Linked DNA regions of Homo sapiens: region 2 is linked to region 1. The links are chromatin contacts, found by Hi-C in ENCODE. All regions are on one chromosome and are shown on one strand. The core of a region is the stretch at or near the end of the contact, and the rest is flanking DNA. Distances in the headings are between cores, read along the strand shown.

Region 1 (3,094 bases), core at 32-2,531:
AATCATTTCTTTGGACTATGAATTCATTTCTGATACAGTGGGGATCAGACCCTCCCACTCTAGGAAATTTTGCCCCAGTGGTTTGCTGGGCCCACGGCAGCAGGTTTGGGCCCCTGGAGACTTGGCCTGGGACCCCGTGGTGACCTCCTAGGCCACCTTGGCAAAGTACTGAATTGCTGTTAACTATCTGTGTGGTCATGGTGGCAAAAACCGGAAGTATCGTCTTTTTTTTTCTTTTTCTAGGATCTTGGTGATGAACTCTTATTTGCCAAGCCAAATATCTTCTGCCACTTTGCTCAAGGGATTGGCGATCCCAAATATGTTCCTGTAACCGACATGGCTCCTCTGAACAAGCTCCTCGTGGACGTCCTGGACAGCTACAATGAAGTTAATGCAGTCATGAATTTGGTGAGCAGGCTGGAGCTGATAGCAAGGGCACGGGACCTGGACCGGGTCACCCTCTCCGGTTGCATTATCGACATCCGAGTGGCATTGTGTGGGGCTGCGTGGCACACAGTGCACACCTCAGCATGTGCAGAGTCCGTGCTGGTGACAGAGGTGATTCCAGGTGCTACAAGATGTTGTGGGATCTCTCCGGTTTCTGCAGGTGCTGTTTGAGGACGCCGTGGCTCACATCTGCAGGATTAATCGCATCCTGGAGTCTCCCCGGGGGAATGCCCTGCTGGTGGGGGTGGGCGGCAGTGGCAAACAGAGCCTCTCCCGCCTGGCAGCGTACATCAGCGGGCTTGACGTGTTTCAGATCACCCTCAAGAAGGGCTACGGGATCCCCGACCTCAAGGTGAGAGCTTACTGTTCAATAGGCTGCCTTTCAGGGTAGGGTCAGGGAGTAAAGAAAAACTTCACTCCCTTTTCCAAAATGAAGCCAGCGAGTACAGGGAATCCGAGCATCACCAATAGTCCTTATCCAAAGGGTCTTTATCTTAGAAAGCAGAGGCCAGAAAACCTTCCAGCCAGCGTGCGTGCCCGTGTGACTGAGGTGAAGAGTGTGAAACCTTCCAGCCCGTGTGACTGAGGTGAAGGGTCTGAAACCTTCCAGCCAGTGTGCATGTCCATGTGACTGAGGTGAAGCGTGTGAAACCTTCCAGCCCATGTGACTGAGGTGAAGGGTCTGAAACCTTTCGGCCCGTGTGACTGAGGTGAAGCGTGTGAAACCTCCCGGCCCATGTGACTGAGGTGAAGGGTGTGAAATCTTCCGGCCCGCATGACTGAGGTGAAGAGAGTGAAACCTTCCGGCCAGTGTGTGTGCCCGGGTGACTGAGGTGAAGAGTGTGAAACCCTCCAGCCCGCGTGACTGAGGTAAAGGGTGTGAAATCTGGCCAGTGTGACTGAGGTGAAGGGTGTGAAACCTTCCAGCCAGTGTGCGTGTCCGTGTGACTGAGGTGAAGAGTGTGTCTGTCAACTACTCGATGGACACAAGTCCACAGAATCAACCCAGATCACAGAGGCAGAGAGGTTGGATCCCTGCCCTTGGTCACTGAGTGTTCCAAATTGTTACCTATTCTCTCCAGACTACAGAATTCAGAGCCATGACTGGGTGTCTAACTGCATGCCTGAGATGCTGAATGGCTGCTTTTGGAATGAATGAAATAAACATTAGACTAAACATAAGGTCTCCCATGCCCAACACACACTGCTGAGGGTTTTTATTGATTTCTTGTTCCTGAAAATCTGCTCTCCCAGGCAACTGCGTGCCATTAGTTCAGAAGGAATCATCGTGCTTGAGATTAGACCTGAAATCGATTGGGCCGTCCTACACGGCCATGCCTTCTCTGTGTGCTGGGGCCGCTGTTGTGGGGCCAGGACGATGCCAGACCCAAGGGGGAACCTAAGGGGACCCTCCCGCAGTACGTGGCCCTCAGACAGTCGCTGGGCTGGTGGCTTTAGCAGGCAGACCTGGAGCCAGTGATGCTGGGAGCAGTGGGAGGTGTCTGCAGGCAGAGACCCTGGAGGGGCAGTGCAGGCTGTGCCAGGGACGGCCAACCTCTGGGAGAGCCTCCAGTTTCTGGCTGGCTGTTCTCTGCCTTCCCAGCAGATTCTACTCCATGTATAAAGGGGCCGGCCTGCTCTTTTTTGAACTCCTCAGATGGGCACTCCTGAACACAGCCCTGTCCTCTGGACCCATGAGCGGTAGTGTGTCATGGGTTCTCAGCGCATCTGATGGAGTTAGTTCACATTGGTATCTGCGGCCACTCAAGTGTCATTTGAACCTGGAGCCGTATGGTTTTACTGAGCTTTCTCCATTGAAGTCTCTAGTCTATTAACTAAATCACGTTGGTTTACGTTCATGACGGCATCGTTTCCTTGCTCTGCGTCCCTGCGGGGATTTTCTCCCTGATCCTTCCTGTTGGGGCTGATTGTGGGTGCTCAGCCTCAGCCTCAGCCTCAGCGGTACTATTTTATTCATCAGCTGCTGTGGCTCTGTGATCTGGGCTGTGGAATTTCACTGTCCCTGCACCCATCACAAATCAGCTTTGCTATCACTGTCATTTCTTTTTTTTTTTTTTTTTTTTTTGAGACAGAGTCTCACTCTGTCGCCCAGGCTGGAGTGCAGTGGCGCGATCTCAGCTCACTGCAAGCTCCGCTTCCCGGGTTCACACCATTCTCCTGCCTCAGCCTCCTGAGTAGCTGGGACTACACGCGCCCGCCACCACGCCCGTCTAATTTTTTGTATTTTTAGTAGAGACGGGGTTTCACCGTGTTAGCCTGGATGGTCTCAATCTCCTGACCTCGTGATCTGCCCGCCTCAGCCTCCCAGAGTGCTGGGATTACAGGCGTGAGCCACTGCGCCCGGCCATCACTGTCATTTCTTAAGCCGCTTCTGTGGATTCAGAACTAAGGGCAGAGGTAAACAGGGCTATAAGTTCCTGAATTGTATTGGGGGAGCTAGACTCCTGAGCCATTCGACATGATTATCGTTCTAATGGTGCTGCCATAGTAATAGGCTCACCCCTATGGGGGTAACATATATGTTTGTGATTATGTAATATTATAAAGTAGGTCCCGGAAGCTGTGGCACCTGCTGGAGGCTAGGGGTGCACAGGAAAGGGGTGGAGGGTGGACCCTGGAGGACAGT
Region 2 (3,166 bases), core at 76-2,575, 870 kb before region 1:
GCTCAGAACTCAGAAAGGGAGCAAGGGAGACGCTCCCTGGCTCTGTCCCCCATGCACACACCAAGGGGCAGTGACTGCTTCTCCAGGTAGAGAAATGGACCCTAAGGCTTTCCAAGGTGCCAACAAGGAGCCTCCATGTGCACAGCCCATGTGGCGTGTAGGACAGCCGTGCCCCAGCCCCAGCCATGCTGCCTAGCCTCAGCTCCCCTGGCTTCCAACACCCGCCACTGTGCTGTAATTGCCGGACCCCCAGCAACAGCCTCCCACGAACTCAATTAGTTACGCACGAAGAGGGCACAACTTGGTGATAGGTATATGAATAATGGGAAGTTGTAAACAAGGTATGAAGCTGTATAGTATGAGGAAGTAAAAAAGGAGGCTGCAAAAAAGTGGGCTGTGGCATATGAATTGGACATTTCTGTGCATGCATACACACATGAGACATGAACACATGCCTACATTTCTGTGTGCACACCTGTGCACACACATGTACACACACACCTGTGTACCCCTGCCTGCATTCCTGTGTGCATGACTCTCTGCACACACCCACGCCTACAGGTGTGCATGACTGTGTACACACTGTGCATACGTGCATGTCTGCCTTCCCGTGTGCATGTCTGTGCACTCACATGACTGCACACACACCCGCAAACACTCAGAGGTATTTGAATCTTTTCTTCAGATGACTGTTTTGGGGAACCAACTGCTGAGCCCAGAGGCTGTCATTATGTTTGTTTGAGTCCAGAGCTTGACTTGCAGGTGTAACTGTTTCTCCATTGCTTAGACACAGAACTGAAACTCAATGCTTCTCCATTCTGAAAGGTTTTCAAACAGGAAGGGGTGGTGTTTGGGGGCATTTTTTCTGATTCAAGTACCACAGTTGTTTATAAATACACCCTTTCCCAGCCCTCTCCGGCATGCTGACTCTGAGGAATTTGCTTTCATGGTTAGCAATGGAATCCAGATGTTCATTACAGATGTTTTCATCTTTTTTCTTTTCCTTACTTTTTTTTTTCATTCATCGGATGAAGTCAGGCTGTCATGAAAAACTGCAAGTGCTTGCGTCTCCAGGTTTCTGAGTGCCAGACCCGTGTCATGAAACAGGCAATAATTACATGCTCATCAAGCATGTGGGTTGCCTTTAATCACCCCCAAATCATGTCGCTTTTCAGACACACCAGGATGTGCAGTGAAGTCACTCTGCCCCATGCAGCTGGGGAGGTGTGGAGGGGAACACACTCCATCTTTACACAGAACTCTGAAAATCACAGGGCGGCTCAGGCTGTAAGCCCAGGAACCCTGCCCCATGGGGAAGAACGAATAGAAGCTTTCACTTCTGGGAGGTGGGGCTTGCGGAAGGCAGCTGCTGGCAGCCTGGCTCCCAACATAGATTCTATCATGCTCAGAGAGTTTTGTTTTTGTTTTTTGTTTTTTTTTTTGAGATGGAGTCTCACTCTATTGCCCAGGCTGGAGTGCAATGGTGTGATCTCGGCTCACTGCAACCTCCACCTCCCGGGTTCAAGCAATCCTCCTGCCTCAGCCTCCCAAGTAGCTGGGATTACAGGCGTGCACCACCACACCTGGCTAATTTTTGTATTTTTAGTAGGGACAGGGTTTCACCATGTTCGTCAGGCTGGTCTCGAACTCCTGGCCTCAGGTGATCTGCCCGCCTTGGCCTCCCAAAGTGCTGGGATTACAGGTGTGAGCCGCCGTGCCCGGCCCATGCTCAGAAGTTTAACATCAGTAGGGTACAGGACTCTGAAAGACAGAGGGAGAACAGGGGGCATCAGCAGGACTCTGCTTCTCTGCTAGCTGTTTGTCCTGGTCACCAGTTACTGCTGCATTTCAGCAAGGGCTGGAGTCGTAGAATGTAGGTGCTAGAAAGGAACTGCACACCTGTTCAATCCAGTCCTGTTTTATGCCAAAAAAAATTCTGAATCAAATAGGAGAAGGGACTTGAGTGACTTGTCTAAGGTTAGGACCAAAATGAGGACCCAGACCCCAACTTCCAGGCCAACAGTTGCTGTGCCAGCCCGAGTTATCGTCTCCCAGCACAGCTCTTCTCTCAGCAGGGCCTCCAGACCGGCAGGCTCAGAACCTTCTTGAAACTTGTTTAAAAGCAAATTAGCAGACCCCATTCCACACATACTGAATCAGAAACTCTGGGAATGGGGCCCAGCAGTCTGTGTTTTAAGGAACCACTTCCTCCTTCCCTCCCACCAGCTCCAATAAGGAACCCACCCAGCTCCAGTGAGAATCTGTCTTTCTACTGAGCTCGTGGGTGAGGCTGGTGTTGCACTGTGCCTTTTCTTGAGGTAGGCGATGGGTAATTCTCACTTTGAGAACAATGGTTTTCCAAGCTTCAGCGCGACTAAGAATCAATGCTGGACACAGTGGCTCATGCCTGTAACCCCAGCGCTTTGGGAGGCCGAGACAAGAGGATCACTCGAGCTCAGGACTTCAAGATCAGCCTGGGCAACACAGCAAAACCCTGTCTCTACAAACAAATTTAAAAATTATCCGAGTGTGGTGGTGCATGCCTGTAGTCCCAGCCACTCAGGAGGCTGAGGCGGGAGGATTGCTTGAGCCTGGAAGATCGAGGTGGCAGTGAGGTATGATTGCATCACTGTACTCTAGCCTGGGCAACAGAGTGAGACTGTCTAAAAAAAAAAAAGAAAAGAAAAGAAAGCAATCACCTGCACAACTTGGTAAATAGATTTTCTATTCCCCAGAATTCAGAATTCAGAATTCAGCAGCCCTAAATCTGAATTTTTATAGAACCGCCTCCTTCCCTCTCACTAGTGGGTTTGATGCAAATGTTCTGATCACACAGCCAAACACAAACAATAGCCTAAGGATTATGGGAAGGAAGAGTAGAAACAGGGCCAAGCAAGTTTGAGCTAGCTCTTTATTTGTCTCCAGGGCTAACAAGGAAAAGCAACAGTCATCAGAAAGGCATCCTCTGGAACACACAGCTGACTGCATCTCACGCCTCTCCTCCCTCTGTGGTTGTTGAAGCACTTGGGGACATGTGTAGCAATGCGAGTTCCAAAAAGGACAGGGAATGGTAAACTCACAGATTCTACTCCTGGGGGATGTATGTCGACCCCTTAAGTGAGTATAGTTTGCTGAAAACCAATGCAGATGACAGGAAGTCTTTAAT

The links. A loop is a pair of places that touch in the nucleus more often than their neighbours do. Pooled maps may share reads with other maps.
Region 2: a loop to region 1 is called in a map with no recorded cell type, with 10 times the contacts of the local background. The contact joins two enhancer-like sites. A Hi-C loop is called at or near these places in 2 of 37 single-sample maps with no recorded cell type and 2 of 50 pooled maps.

What each region holds. Positions count from the first base shown.
Region 1 is chr17:78,472,983-78,476,076 of GRCh38, reverse strand. DNAH17 (dynein axonemal heavy chain 17) reads left to right here. Exons shown (of 81, transcript NM_173628.4): 53 at 244-408; 54 at 608-799. Among named protein-coding and RNA genes, the nearest start is that of DNAH17-AS1, 10 kb to the left of the region's middle. RefSeq lists enhancers at 475-534, 1,085-1,134. Within about 2 kb of position 1,281, at least 4 of the 41 ENCODE cell types and tissues checked have a DNase peak (open chromatin) inside an H3K27ac peak, as active enhancers do.
Region 2 is chr17:79,338,575-79,341,740 of GRCh38, reverse strand. All of the region lies in intron 2 of RBFOX3 (RNA binding fox-1 homolog 3), which reads left to right. Among named protein-coding and RNA genes, the nearest start is that of ENGASE, 270 kb to the right of the region's middle. RefSeq lists an enhancer at 829-878. Within about 2 kb of position 1,325, at least 3 of the 41 ENCODE cell types and tissues checked have a DNase peak (open chromatin) inside an H3K27ac peak, as active enhancers do.